Linked DNA regions of Homo sapiens: all the other regions are linked to region 2. A link is an interaction called in ENCODE POLR2A ChIA-PET data of the cell type or tissue named here. Cell type or tissue: MCF 10A. All regions are shown on one strand. Region 1 has its middle 240 kb from the start of LINC02914. Region 2 overlaps LOC107984696 (a long non-coding RNA gene). Region 3 has its middle 170 kb from the start of BCL11B.

Evidence for each region. ChIA-PET counts read pairs that join two places held together with the same protein. Peaks named below come from ENCODE experiments on the same cell type or tissue, not always from the same donor. Only the 100,000 strongest peaks of a DNase experiment are listed, where the experiment ranks them.
Region 1: POLR2A ChIA-PET joins it to region 2 with 14 read pairs; 4 of 35 experiments call an interaction of 5 or more read pairs at or near these places.
Region 3: POLR2A ChIA-PET joins it to region 2 with 13 read pairs; 2 of 35 experiments call an interaction of 5 or more read pairs at or near these places.

The regions. Positions count from the first base shown.
Region 1 is chr14:98,951,335-98,956,334 of GRCh38, forward strand. No RefSeq gene overlaps it. Among named protein-coding and RNA genes, the nearest start is that of LINC02914, 240 kb to the left of the region's middle. In MCF 10A, no CTCF peak of the experiment used is centred here; DNase peaks (open chromatin) are centred at 1,437, 2,457 and 2,897.
Region 2 is chr14:99,034,102-99,039,101 of GRCh38, forward strand. The region is part of intron 1 of LOC107984696 (a long non-coding RNA gene); the gene reads right to left. Among named protein-coding and RNA genes, the nearest start is that of BCL11B, 240 kb to the right of the region's middle. RefSeq lists an enhancer at 4,319-4,819. In MCF 10A, no CTCF peak of the experiment used is centred here; DNase peaks (open chromatin) are centred at 1,400 and 2,050.
Region 3 is chr14:99,097,539-99,102,538 of GRCh38, forward strand. No RefSeq gene overlaps it. Among named protein-coding and RNA genes, the nearest start is that of BCL11B, 170 kb to the right of the region's middle. In MCF 10A, no CTCF peak of the experiment used is centred here; a DNase peak (open chromatin) is centred at 1,923.

The sequences.
Region 1 (5,000 bases), 83 kb before region 2:
AGGCCAGGAGGGAAATGGACATTTCCTGAGGGCCCATGCAGGGAGCTCGCCATACATTTACACGGGGCAGCATTTGCTCAGGATGCCCATTGACCCTCCAAGCCAGCATTGTAGAGTCAGGCCTGGGAGACAACTCAAAGGCAGAGGTGATCGTGTGTGAGAAGATAAACAAGATGGGAAAACAGTCTCACAAACACGACCAAATGGTCAATCCATCCATCAGTGCAGAAGCAAGGCCAGGATGGATGACAAAGTCCTTTCTCCCCACCTGGAAAATCTTCCATATTTTATAATTTGGCATGTCCTCAAAGCCCTTCAGATGGAATCACAAACTTGTTCAGCCCTGAGCCACAGTGGTGCAGCTTGAAGAAGTGAGACCCACCTTCTTGAGGCCACTTAGCACCTTCCACCCTGCAGGTAACCTGAGTGAGGCCCCCAAAGGCAATGAGGAGAAAAAAAGCGGTTCTGGTCAGGAAACGCTGAGTTCAAATCCATGCTGCACCACTTCAAAGCCAAGGCCTCAGTTTCTTCACCTTTCTGAAGGAGAAGTTAACACTGGCGTCTCAGGACAGTCAACAGGTTGACGCATGGGTGGGAACAGGCGCACCCAGCTCAGGAAGCCACATGGGGCTGAAGGCAAACTGGCCACATCCGCCCCCCACTACCCCCAGCTTGGAAGCCAGGAGCTTAAATCCAGGTACTCTAGTCTGGAGATTTCTCAAATAGCTTTAAACAGAACTACCATTCCACCCAGCAATCCCATTACTGGGTATATACACCCGAAGGAATAGAAATCATTCTACCCTAAAGACACAGGCACTGGTCTGTTCATCACAACACTATGCACAATAGCAAGCATAGAGAATCAACCTAGCTGCACAGCAACAGTGGACTGGATAAAGAAAATATGGTACATATACACCATGGAATACTATGCAGCCACAAAAAAGAATGAAATCATGTCCTTTGCTATGACATGAATGGAGCTGGAGGTCATTATCCTAAGTGAATTAGTACAGGAACAGAAAACAAAATACCTTATGTTGTCACTTTAAAGTGCAAGCCGAACATTGAGTACACATAGACACAAAGAAATGGACAATAGATCATGGGACCTACTTGAGGGTGGAGGGTGGGAGGACAATGAGGATTGAAAAACTATCTTTCAGATATTATGCCAGTCACCTGAATGACAAAATAATCTGTACACCAAACCCCCACAACGTGCAATTTACCCATGTAACAAAGCTGCACATGTACCTCCCAAACCTAAAATGAAAAATTAGAAAGAAAAAAAGAAAATACATCTTAACAAAAAAAAAAAAAAAAAAAACATGCTGAGCCTCCCAGGAAAGTCCAAGAGCCCTGTCAAAGGGATTGGCAAGCAGTTTAGGCTTTTCCAGGAAAAAAGGGGAGCCCAGCTCGAGGCCACAGAAAGCTCAGTCCCCAACCCTGACTCAGCCCTGAGTCATAAGCTAAAAACACGCCTTTGCCAATTGCAGCTCTCATCAGCCATAAGTAATACGGGACTGATGAAAACTGGGTTTTTCACTCAACAGAGGAGGGTATCTCAGGTAATTAGCCATAACCTCATGTATAGATAATTTGCCTTTTCACATGAGCTCTGGCCGCCATGTCTGGGCCCTACCTCCAAAAAAAACTTACACCAACATTAACCGGCAAGATGTGTTTGATTTCAAAGGATTACCCTTCCCCTGTAAGTATTTTGAGTGCAAAATGCTAAATACACAAACACCCTTAATTGGTTTGTTCTAATCCGCCGACTTGAGCCTCTCTAAAAGAATCTTTGCACTTGGTCTCTGCAGCCACCTTGCATTTGCTGACGGCTCTGCTCTGAGCTCATCTCTGAGCTAAGCATTCCGTAGGCTGGAAAGAAGTGGAGAGGTTCCTGTTTTGATCTATCATTTGTTCATTCATTTCTTCACATCACAGCTACTGGGAACCCACCATGTACCCTAGATGAGGAGCAGAGAACTCAACTTGGAGAAATTTAAAATTGAAATGGGTGGCAGAGACCAAGTCTGATCACTTCCTTTTACAGATTGGAGCCCTGAGGTCCAGCCTTGCCTAAGTTCACCCAGCAAGTTGATGGAGGAGCTAGGAGTAGAAGCTGGATCCATGCCTCCTGGCCTGCTGAGGAGGCCACAGAAATCCTAGCTATGACCTCCCCTGCTTATGGGGGGCAGGAGCAGCCCCCCACTTTCTCTTGGGCACACCAAGACCTCTGAGTTTGTGCAGAGGCCGGGGATGCTCCTGCCAAGTGGCTAACTGCACAACAAGGTCTTCCCCGGCCAGGCCCCTGACTAACCGCCGATCCCGCAGTCCAAGCCCTGCCCCAACTGCAGGACACTCCTGGGAGAGGTTCCCCAGGTTCCCATGACTAAGGCGGCTCTCCCAGGACAGCTCTATTTTTCACATTGTGCCGATGTCGCAATGCCCAGCCAGATGAAGCAAGAGGGACATTCGGTGTCTACCCAACATTTCCAGAGAAGCTCAGGGAAAACTGCCAAAAGCCAGAATTCCTCGGGGCTAACTCCCAGCTCCCCTAATTCCCCAGCTCTTTCTTCAGCATCAAAACCCCTTCCTTTCCTTTTAACTCTAACAATCTCGGTGGAGAAGTGGAAACAGAAAGAGCCGCCTGTGCTGGCTGAGCAGCTCCCGGAGCAGGGCAGGAGGCCAGGCTCGTGGCACCAGGATCTCGGGGTATGGCTGGGGGTTACTGTCTGCCTCATCTTACACATAAGGAAACCGAGGCGCGGAAACTTTAACGGATTTGCCCAAGGTCACCTGGGGAGTGATTGGCAGACCTGGGTCTGGAACCAAAGGTTTCTCTGATGATAACATTAAAAATACGAGCCAACCATGAGCATTCACTTGTGTGGCACAGGTTTGAGTCCTGGCTGGGTTATTACTCATTGGATCCTCACAACAAGTGTATGAGGTAAGAAGCTTCAGTTCCCCATTTTATACCCTAGCAAACTGAGATGCACACAGGTGAAATACCCTGCCCCGGCCACACAGAAGTGCGGGGCAGAGCTCAAACCCAGGTTCCCCATCACTACAGCAAAAGCGCCTAACTTCTCTCCGGGTGGCTCCGCCATACCCTCTCCACTCATGGGAGCTTTGGTGCTACTCAGCCCTGCATGCTCCTGGGGGGCTCCCTTCTCCTAAGGTCCAGGTTTCCATCGGTGAAATGGAACCCTGATGGCTCCCTCACAGCACACAAGATGACAAGGACCTGATAAGAAATTGTGAAATCTCTCCTCTCCTCTGTTTTCTTGTCCACCCCCAAATCCACATCTCACTCAAGTCATACATGTCCTGGAAGCCCGGGTTACTCATACCCATCCCCTAGACACAGTGAAGAGCAGTTAGTCGGTGAAAGGAAAACAACAAATGGTAAGTCTAAAGCCAGAGGGGCCAAGTCCAGGCTTGATCATGGAGCTATTGGGTGGCCCCAAGCAAGCCCTTCCCTGAGCGGGCCCACTGTTCTCATCTGTAACATAAGCCCATGGATAAGAACAATCACATGTGTCCCTTTCAGTGTTACCAGCTTAGGGCTCTGAAATTCAAAAGATGATTTTAAGCCACTGGCTTCCTAATTCAATAGACCAGAGGTATCGATGTGTTCATTCCCTCCTCCTCAAGAAAAGACAGCAGAAAACCTCTCATTGAGCAGCTAGGATGTGCCTGACACATGAAAAATACTCAATTAATATTAGTTTAGTGAACAAAGGAATTCTTTTGTTTCACTGATTTGTGCATTCCCTCATGAATGAGTGAATGAATGAATTAGTGAATGAATGAATGAATAAGCGAGTGAATGAATGAATGAGGGAATGAATGCAAGTCCTAGGCCCAGAGTTTGGTGCTCTCAGATCCAAGCATTGAGCTCTCATAATTAAGGTGCACTGCCTCTGGCTCGGAAATAAACTAGCCTCGCACCCTGGAGGCATATCTATAAACATCTCCGCACCTCTGTTTTCCTCTTTGTAAAAAGGACCCATTGAAACCTACATGAACCAGGTCCTCGTGTGGCTTCAACAAGGTGCCTGGCCTGCAAATAAGAGAGCCTGGCTGCACTCAACAACCACCCTTATTATTTATTTTATCATAAATAGCTATAATTTAAGGCTGACAGTAGTGAGCACTGTTCGAGGGGGGTAGACAAAGTGTTGTGGAGGTTGATTGGAAACTGAAACCATCCCTTCTTCCAGTCGGGGGGCGGCATCTGAGCAGAGAGCTGACTTCAAATGGGACCCATAGTGAGGTGTGGATGTAGGAGAGGGAAGGTTCTAGGGTGGAGAACAGCAGGAAGGACAACAGAGGGAGGAATCATGGATCGCCTAGGAGAGGGGCTGGTTCATCTACCATTCAGTGGAGCATTTGGCAAAGGTGAGTTGAGAACCTACTAGCACAGCTTCCCCACACTGAACAGGTAAGATTTGCTCCTGGCCTCACAGATCTCACGGTCTACGGGGTGCCTAGACAGCTCTGGCCACCACAAGTGTGCCCCATATTGCAGCAGGGAGTGGCCTGGGAGAAGGAGAAGTTCGCACTGTCGTGGGAAGTTGACAGCCCAGTCGCAAGGAGCCATGACTCCCAAGTTAGGGAGGTAGAAAGACCTTCCCTTGTTAGCAAGGGGAGCCATGGAGGAGTTTTGACCAGAAAAGTAGTACAAGTGAAAAACAGCTTCAGAAAGATGAAGTTCACAGCGGTTCAGACAAAACATTTCACACAAGAGAATCCTGAGGAGACAAGGAAGAAGACAGCTCGAACGGGATTCCAGGTAGAAGGGAAAGGATGACAGAAGGCATGGGCAGGGAAGGGAAGGACAGAAAGATGGTGGTGGTGGAGTGGTGAGAAGGAGGCCAATGAGGTGAGAGAATGACAGGGGGCTCAGGCACACCAGACCCACAAGGAGCAGCAGGCTGGCAGGGCAGGTGCTGGCCTGAGGTCGGGACACATTGCATTTTGAG
Region 2 (5,000 bases):
GGGTGTCGTGCATTACAGTGAGGGACTCCTAAGGACAGTTTCCACTGTCCTGTGATAAGCCGACCTCGGGGACCTCTGAAAGGTCATCTGCTGGCCCAACCCGGGGTCCAGTGGACACGTTTCAGGGGCTGGGGCACTGGCGCTTCTGGGAAGCAGGAAGAGGAAATGGCAGGAAGGTGAGGAGCTGCTCGGCCCCAGTCCTAACCATGAGGATGCCTCCTCCCTAGTCACAACCAGCGCCATCTCTTTTATGGAAGTGAACCCCAAACTTCCAATAGGGTACTGACTTAGACACTCTGGACTCTATCTTTTAAGGAAAGGGGAAAGAAAGGGGAGGGGGAGGAAAAGGAGGGAGGAAGAGAAGGAAGGGAGAGGGAGAAGGGAAGAGGGGAAGCGGAGGACAAAGGCGCCCCTTGCTGCCTCCTCCTCCCTCCCTCCCTCTGCCCCTCCCCCTCCCTGCTCTTTCTGCGCCCATATTGACCCTCCAGGCCACCGTCTCCAACTTGGCTAACAGGCTGATCTTTCCAAAGCACCAAGAGATCACGTCACCTCCCACTTAAAACCCTCAGTCTCGTGCCACCAAGAGGATAAAATCCTCTTCTGTCCTAAGCTTCCGAGCTCCCCTAGAATCTGGCCTGGGAGACCCCTCCTGAAGCCCCGCCCGCCCAGGGCCATGCACACCTCCCCAGACACCAGACGTCTCAGGGTTTACACGGGGTGCCCTCCGCGGCCCCCTTCCTGTCTTCACATCTATGTATTCTGTGTATCATTACCCCAACCTCTGATGGAGAAACAGGTTCAAAGTGATTGAGTCGCATCCCCAAGGTCGCACACGGATAAGCAACCTAAACCCAAGTCCTCATGCTCTCTTCCCCTGGGAGGGGTCGGACATGGAGGCCCGCAGGCGTTTTCTCCACCTTCCACAGCCTTGATTGTGCGGAGGCAGCAGCGCCACCCACAGGCAGCTCTGGCTTGAATCCCAGCTTCCCCACTTCACCTGGGGGACCTTTGGTGGGTCACTGAACCCTTTGGGCTCTTCATCTGTAAAGCGAACTAAGAACACAGCCTGGGCTGACGGGGAGGATTACTGAGAAGGAGAAATGCCATTTCCTGGGCCTTTTGCAAAATGTGTAACGGACATCCGCTAGCAGAAAGTCTGAAACTAGATTTCACCACTTGGGAGGTGGGAGAGCGGTGGGTAGGGGGGTTTGATCTGAGCCACCCCAGATTTCAGGGCCAACGCTGATCTGGAAGCTCCTGGGGACTTCTGAGACTCTCCATCCCCTGGCATTAGAAAATGTACAGGGAAGCACGCTGGAAACCAGGAAGCTCTAGGCAAGTGTAGATTACCATGACCAAGCCTGGGCTGGGAAGAGGAAGAGAGGACAGAGCCAGGCTGGGAGGGAGCCAGAAAACACTCTTGTGGGCTGGGCTCTAGCAAAAAGTGCTGATTTGGGGAATCCGTGGATTAGAGAAGAATCTCTTTGCCTATATCTTGCTGTGTGACCATGGGTAAAGTCCCAAACTTCTCTGAACCTCAGTTCCCACAGCTATAAAACCAGGATATTGGGCCAGCCTCCTAGATCTTTGCAGGTATCAGCTGTCTATGAAGTGTCACCCACTCGTACCACCTCTGTTCCGTGAGACACGGTCACCTCACCACCTTGGGAGGCGTTGTTGCTTCCATTTCCAATGTGAGCAAACGGAGGCTCTGTGAACCGTGTTCCCAAGGTTGCAGAAGGAGAAGGGGCCGGGCCAGAAGCAGAACCAGCTCCATCTGCCCTCCAGGGCGGTGCTCTGCCGCAGTCCCTGAGATGGCTGCCCTCCCTCCGTGCAGGCGCTGGCCTGAACAGGCTGGCCCAGGGCCCCCCAAGCCTTCCATGCTGGTGGGAGGGCCGCCTGCACAGCCAGTGCGTCCTCCTCGGCGGCCCGTGCCAAGCAGCCCTGCCCAGACCGCACGAGGAGCTGGCCACGACCTGCCAGGCCCGCTAAGCCCCTCCCGCCTGTTTCTCATTTAGAGCAAGCCCCGGCTGCAGCCCAGACATTCCAGAGGGGACAGTCAGACGCCAAGCCCGCCCATGGCTTGGGAAACCGGGCTGCAGGCAGCCCCGTGGTCAGGAAGCTCCACAATGTTTTCCCCTCCCTGTCGACATTTTAAAAGTTGCTTAACCCCTGGAGAAGTCTGGTCCACTCTTTTGGGGCCCGGCTGAACTGAGCCATCCCTGACCCTGGCATTCAAGGGCTCCATGGCCAGGAATAAAAATGACTCTGTAGATGAGCTGGACTCCCCATGGTTCCCAGGCTCTCCTGGCTCAGACCTCCTTCTCCAGCTCTTTGTTCTGGCTGGTCTCCACCTCTGAGACAGCCTCCCTTCCAGCTGGGAGTCCTGAGGCTTCCTGGTGGAGGAGGCATCAGAACAATACAATTGCCACTAATTAGGTGTCAGCTGCTGGCTGAAGTGAACACCCCCACTTACCCCCGCTCCCAGAAGATGCAGGTGGAATCGCTCTAGCTGTCCCTGGAAGAATCCTACCCTTCACACAGCCTTGAGTGCGTTAATTATAGATTGCCGCCTAATGACATAAGTAGCGTTCCTGAATTCCGCCAAAGTGACAATTTGCCATCAACATAAAGCCGCTGCCCGCGCTGCTAGCTGGCCGGGCATCCGGGCGCGAGGCTCTGCGCTCCTCCCGGCCCCTCCCTCCGCCACCCTGCCCAGCACCTGGATGACGCTTGCTTGGCTTGCTAGTCAAAATACATCCTTTTCCCTGTCACCGCTGCCATCTCAGCCCCCAAAAGTAGGGCCTCTTCTTTTTTCCTTCATCTTTTTTTTTTGCCCTGATTTATCAACCCTTGCTGATGGAACCAAGGGCTTTTAAAAACTGTTCCCACAGAATGGCAGTTCCTCAAAAAACTAAAAATAGCATGATCATTGGTCCCAGCACTTCCGCTTCTGGGTATACACCCAGAAAATGAGAGGCAGCATCTCCAACAGATATTTGCACACCCGTGCACACAGCCGCGCTTTTCACAATAGCCGAAAGGCCCAAAGACAGCGGAAGCAGCGCCAGAGTCCCTGGACAGATGAATGAGTAAATAAGACATGGTGTATATGTACAGTGGAATATGGTTCCGCCTTAAAAAGGAAGGAGATTCTGGTGTGTTCTACAACGTGGGTGAACCTTGAAAACACTATGCTAGGTGAAATAAGCCAGACACAAAAGGATAAATACTGTAAGACTCCATTTATACAAGATACCCAAAGTGGTCAAAATCATAGACAGAAACCAGAATGGAGACTTCCAGGGGCTGGGGGAGTGGGGAATGGGGAGGTGTTATTTAATGGGGACAGAGTTTCTGTTTGGGAGGACGAAAGGAGAACTCCTTGTAGCAAATGAAGCCAACACAGAGAAAAGCAGAAGTGTGGGGATATGTCAGGGAGAGAGAGAAAGAGGGAGAGAGAGAGAGGGAGAGGGAGAGTCAGGTGGGGGTGATTGTCACTGTGTCTGAACACCTGGATCCAGCCATGCCTGAAGCTAGACTTATCTCCTTGGACTTTAATGCATTCCATTTTATCCTTAAGCCATTTCAAGTGGGGTTTCTGTCACTTGTACCCAAAATAATCCTGTTTGATAAGAAATGGATTTTCACAATTAATCCATGTCAACTTTCGCCCCCTGGGGTTCCCTCTCCCCGTATTCCTTAGGGTATTCTAGATGGATGTACCATTCATGGGACACAACAATGTGAATGTACTTGATGCTACTGAAAAACTGCTGAGATGGTCAATTCTATGTCTATTTCACCACCATTTTAAGCATTGGTTTAAAAAAAAGAAAGCAGTTCCCCATCTCCCCGACAGGGGACCATCTGAGGCTGGGGAAGGCAGAGTCTCCGACAGGCCCTGAGCCTCTCCCAGGGCCCGGGGCAGCCAGAGCTCAGACCCAGCTTGGTCTTCTCAAGGGCCTGCAAAGGGAGTGAGGCGAAGTGGCCGGGCCAGGGATGCATGTGCTGTAAGAAGCAGGGCAAGGATGGGAATCCAACCCTGACACCACTGATGTGGCCTCTCTGCAGGACAGAAAAACACATTCAATAAAGGAGACTCCTCCGCCCCTCCCAGAGACTGCACCGGATGTGATGCAGCTGGAAGAAAGGAAGTTCCTTCCGTAAGATCTGACAATGAAAGTTTGTCTATCTGTTCCCCAAGCCACACACACACACACGGGACAGGGACAGGACAGGGGACAGGGACAGGACAGGGGACAGGGATGAGGGCCACATTCTCCTTGACCAGGTCCCTTACTTAACCACCCTAATGGCCCCCCACAAATGCAGAGCATGATGGGAAAGCACAATAATGGGCCAGGCATGGTGGGTGATGGATGTGTTTTCGTCTGACCAGCCACCCTCCCCTTAACTATGCCTGGGCCATGTGGGTTGGCCAAGGCTGCCCCATCCCCAGCTCCAAGGTGGGCACATGACCCAGGCCTGGCCAACGAGAGCCTGACCACCAAATGACCGTAGATGGCCTCAGAGACAGACATGAAGCCGAAGTGAGTCAGTCACAGGAAGTATACTCCAGACCCTTAGCTGGAATGACTGAGAAATGTGCTGCCTCCTTCCTCAAGGCTGAATGAGCTGCTAAGTTTGGAGCTGCTTGTGCCATCTCTGCCACCTTGTAGCAAATGAAGCCAACACAGAGAAAAGCAGAAGTGTGGGGATATGTCAGGGAGAGAGAGAAAGAGGGAGAGAGAGAGAGGGAGAAGGAGAGGGAGAGGGAGAGGGAGAGTCAGGTGGGGGTGATTGTCACTGTGTCTGAACATCTGGATCCAGCCATGCCTGAAGCTAGACTTATCTCCTTGGACTTTAATGCATTCCATTTTATCCTTAAGCCATTTCAAGTGGGGTTTCTGTCACTTGTACCCAAAATAATCCTGTTTGATAAGAAATGGATTTTCACAATTAATCCATGTCAACTTTCGCCCCCTGGGGTTCCCTCT
Region 3 (5,000 bases), 63 kb after region 2:
CAGACTATCAAGCAATTCTCCTGCCTCGGCCTCCTGAGTAGCTGGGATTACAGGAGCGTGCCCCCAAGCCTGGCTAATTTTGGTATTTTTTAGTAGAGATGGGGTTTCACCATGTTGACCAGGCTGGTCTCAAATTCCTGACTTCGTGATCCACCAGCCTCCGCCTCCCAAAGTGCTGGGATTACAGGTGTGAGCCACCGTGCCCAGCCAAAAATGTACTTTTTTAGGCATCCATTACTTAATATCTTAGCCCGGACATCTATATGGGGAGGCTTATTATGTTTCCGATTCTGCAAATGAAAAGAAGAAGGTTCTGAGAGGGTAAGTGACTTGTCCAAGATCAGAGCTAGTGGACGGTCACTGCAGGAGTCCAGCCCATCCTCCTCCAAAGTGCAAACTTTTCCCAGGACAGTCATTAAAATCACATGGGGCTATTAGATCCAGCCTTCTTCCCCATTCACTGAAGGCCAAGGTTGGTCGGGTTTCACCACATGCCCCCAAATCCATTTAGTCCATTGATCCCACTGTAGGCCCCCATCTCTCACTCCTCACCCCTTCCCACCAGCACTCTTCACCACAGGCAACACAGCCAGGGCAGGCTTTGCTTCCAACCCCAGCCCTTTATCTTCAACGATAATTTCCACTCCAAATATGTGTGGCAAAATACAGGAAGCCTCTTTTCACTGGGGCCGGTGTTTGGGGCAGCTTTCCCAGCATGCGTATATTTGCTAGTTCAATCCCTCCTTGAATACACTGGGCCCCTCAGCTGTGGGCACTCTGCACTGACTCCCACCGACACAAGTTGTTAAATCCTTTGTGTCAGACAAGTGGTTGGCACTTCATGAGCACCTAAGATGCATACCACGTGTGTTTCAGCTCTGACCCTATTCCCTGGGCCCAACGGCACTAAGATAGGGTCCTAGGCAAGATGTCCTCTCCCATGGTGGGCACCAGCCACCCAGACTTGGCCACTGCACAGTGGGTGAGAACACAGACCCTGGGCGGAGTGGGGCTTGAAATTCAGCACTGCCAGTTAGTAGCTGTGTGACCTCAAGCAAATCACCTCACCTCACTAAGCCCATTCCTCTAACTGGCAAGTGGGGACCCTAATAGTAACTTTAGGGTAATGCACTACAGTGTTGCAATGGGCTTAGTGCTTAAACTAGTGCATAGTAAGAACTCAAGAAATAGTATTATTTTCTCCTCTTCCTCCTCCTCCTCTTTCTTCTCCTTCTTTCTTTTTCATTATTAAACACAGAATTCTACAAACAAAAATCACCACCATTTGCCCATCACATTTTTACTCTATGCCCAGCCATTCACACGAGTATCTCCATTCCTCAGAGCACGCCCGCACTCCCCCCGACTCCCCCACGGCACAGGCCTTCTCATTAGAAAGGGGAAACCAATGCTCAGAAGGGACAGTCTATGGCCCAAAGTCTCACACCTCAAGATGAATTGTGGGTCCAGAAACCCAACCGTGTTCACTAATGCCCCTGCCAGCCCTCTTCTTCCACAAACACAATCCTAATAAGTCCAGCTTGTAAGTAGCCATGTGCACAGATGATCTGTCATTCTTGTAGGAGTTTTGTAACATTTTTAGATTGCGATTTGCTGACAAAGGTTGGGGATTCTATACTCAGAACTGTCAGCACATTCCTGGGGTGGGAGAAGTCAGCCCCCGCTAGTGCCACAGCTAACCACGGCCCCACCCTGCACCCCACCCCATCCTCGCCCCACCAAGGTGGCCTGGCTGGGTCAGGTGGACCCAGGCCAGTGTCTCAGAACCCCTGGCAGGAGCATCCAAACTGAAGGATTCTTCAGGCGAGGTGGCCCCGGTCCAAGGGATTGACCAAGTGCCCCTCCCTAGCCTCCACGCCTCCAAGACTGCATTTTTGAGGACTGGTCAGGACAAGGTGAGGAGGAGCACTGCTGGCTCTCCCTTGGGCTCTAGGCACGCAACGGAAAGAAAGCTTTCAGGCCCTGGAGGGCAGGGGTGGGAACTCTCATTTTTTCTAGGAGATTCCCAGCACCAAGCCGGGCGGCGTGCTCTACAGGTGTGCTGTTTAGGAAGCAAGCCAACCCATCCCGCCACCAGGGCCAAGCCCCGAGGACGAGGACTCCAAGGAGGAACAGCAGAACATCCCAGAACAGAGGGGCAGTCTTGCAACTGGGACCCAGACACAGCTTGCTTTGAACTTGACTTCAGGAGATCTGGAGCAACCCGAGCTATTCCTCTAGCAGTGGGAAGGGGTAACCCACCCGCCCACGAGCTCCTTATGGGGAAAGTAAAACCATCCATTCATTCACCATCCTGTCCTGGAGACTTTACCACATGCCCGTGGAGCTTGTCCCGCACCCCCTCAATCACTCGAAATGTATTTTAAGAAGCACCTACTGTGTCCTGCTCACTTTCCCCTCAGTCTGAAATCTACTCCCTCACTCATTCACTCATCTCTCGCTTTCAGCACTCACTGAAATGCCTGTGCTTAGTGTGACTTTCACTGTCACTGGGCGTAGACTCCACTCGGTTATTCACTCAGGCATTTATTCACCTTTCCATTCATTCCACACACATATTAAATACCCAGACGTTCTAGGCAAACTCATCTTTTAGTCTGGAATTTCCTTATGAATGAATGAATTCTAAGCTAAGGGAAAATTAGAACTATAGTGTTTTCTCTGTAGGGTGGGTGAATTTTGAACTCTCATAAATGCAGGTTTTAAGTGGGCTTGCCATAGCCAACCTTCTGCTACAATTATACCATGGGACACAGTGACCCTGGATTGCCACTTTCTCTTCCCAAACAAGGACCCACAAAGGAAATTCTATGGGAACTAGAAATGTGCTTCAGAATTTCCCTTTTACAGGGACATCCTTCACGAAGACATACGGAGGCCCCTCACTCTCAGAAAGATGGAGAAATGTCCCCACAGCAGCTTCATGGTTGTGATAAATGGGAGCAAACAAGATCTCCATGTCTTAAAAAATTAAAAAAACAGAAAACAAAAACAATTCCATGCACCACCTGTACCTGAGTCAGCATGCCCAATTTTAAAGTCAGAGTGCAATGGCCTGCAGGCCCAAGCATCCAATTCTATAAATACAGACAAGCTGAAAGCCAAAGGCCAGACCATCCCAATCTGTCACCCTTTCTACATGGATAAATTATGTACAACCCTCTGGATGGATACGCCCAGAGGCCTGAGGTCCTGTCTGAGCAATTTGGATCCATTCTCTGGAGTTAACCTGGGGTCCCACTCTCCCTGCCAACCGCTCCCCAGCCCGCCCTCCCCACCCACCCCTCCCTACCTGCTGTGTCCTTTGGGCAGACCAGGTGTGCTCCGTGATAGATTGCCCAATGGGCCCCTTGGTCCTGGAGGCGGCTGAGCCCTAGGGGTGGGAAGCATTCACTGGGCCCTTGACAGACAGCGGGCACGTCAAAGCTGGAAATGAGCCTGTCTCTAGGGGTTGCGCATTTCATGTGAGTTGCTGGGGCTCCCTCCCAGCTTCTTTCGTGGGAAGCTGATCAGACCACACCCTGTGCCCCCACCCTCCCATTTCCCCTCACCCCCTTCTGGGCCTCACCATGGGCCCCTGAATGCATTTGGCTCAATGTATGAAAACCAAGTTTTAGCCAAAGAGCAACAGAGAGGAACCAAGTTTTCTCCCATTTTAGACTTTTCTCTGTCATCTTAAGATGAAATCAGAAGGGTGCCGTGTCTCCAGCCAGCTCCTGATAATTCAGAAAGAGGGTTGCCAGTCATTTAAAAGGAGACACAGCATCTTTAATAAATTTAATCCACATCTGATTACAGAGGAAGAAAGTGCTCTCTCTCTCTCCTCTCCTCTCTCTCTCTTTTCATCTTACAGGGCTGGAATATTGCAATAAGTGTTCAATCTGGGTTTTTTTTTAAATAAGATTTGCTAAAGGTCAATGTATCTCCTGGCCACATATGCAGCAACATTCAAATTTCCCCAGCTCAGGAATAAAAAGATTCTATCGTTAAAAATAAAAGAATAAGGACATCTCTCGAGCCCATGGGGGATTTTGGAAAGAGGAGACATTTCGTTATCAACGCGCAATCACGTGATTTTTAAGCAGTATCTCTAATCTGCTTCCCCCCTCCTGCCCCCCGCAACCCGTCCACCCCCCACCTCCCTCATATCCCCCCCTTCTTTTCACATCAAGGTCTTTTTATCTTCCAATTTTGCATCTAAAGATGAGGTGAATACCATTAGCTCAATTCAACCTCAAGTGTAGTCAGATGGGCCTGTGATTTCTGAACAGCGCTGTCTAAGGTCACATTAAAATGTATAAGTGCATTTCGATTCCTGAGAAGGGGGCTTATTATCCACCCGTGGTGGAAAAGAGGAATGTCAGTGGCCACAGACTTGGGTGAAAACAAAAGAGATACCAGAATTCCAGTCTTTTGTCAGCAAGCTTCTCTGGTTTCTTTTCAGGAGTCTCCTGCCAGCCCTGTAGATAGCTCTGCAGACTGCAAACCTAGGCCTCTCGCAAAAAAAAAAAGAGAGAGAGGAAAAAAAAAATCACTTAAAAAAAAAAAACAAGTTTAACTGGCTTCCCCTGCACCTCCTAATCCTCCTTATTTTTTCATTTAACTCTTTCAGTTAGTCGGCTTTGCCGCTTACTTTACATTATAAATGGTTATTTCCTTGAGAGAGAAAATGGGGTTTGCTGTGTTCTTATTGCTTGTTTGTTTGTGATAGGATTTGGATGTGTGTCCCCAACCAAATTTCATGCTGAATTATAATTCCCAGTGCTGGAGGTGAGGCCTGGTGAGAGGTGATTGGATCATGAGGGTGGATTTCTCAGGAATGGTTTGATGCCATCTCCTTGGTGCTGTTCTCATGATATTGAGTGAGTTCTCATGAGATCCGGTTGTTTAAAAGTGTGGCACCTCCCCCCCTCCCTCTTCCTCCTGCTCTGGTCATGGACACTGCTCCTCCCCCTTCTCTTTCCACCATGATTGCAAGT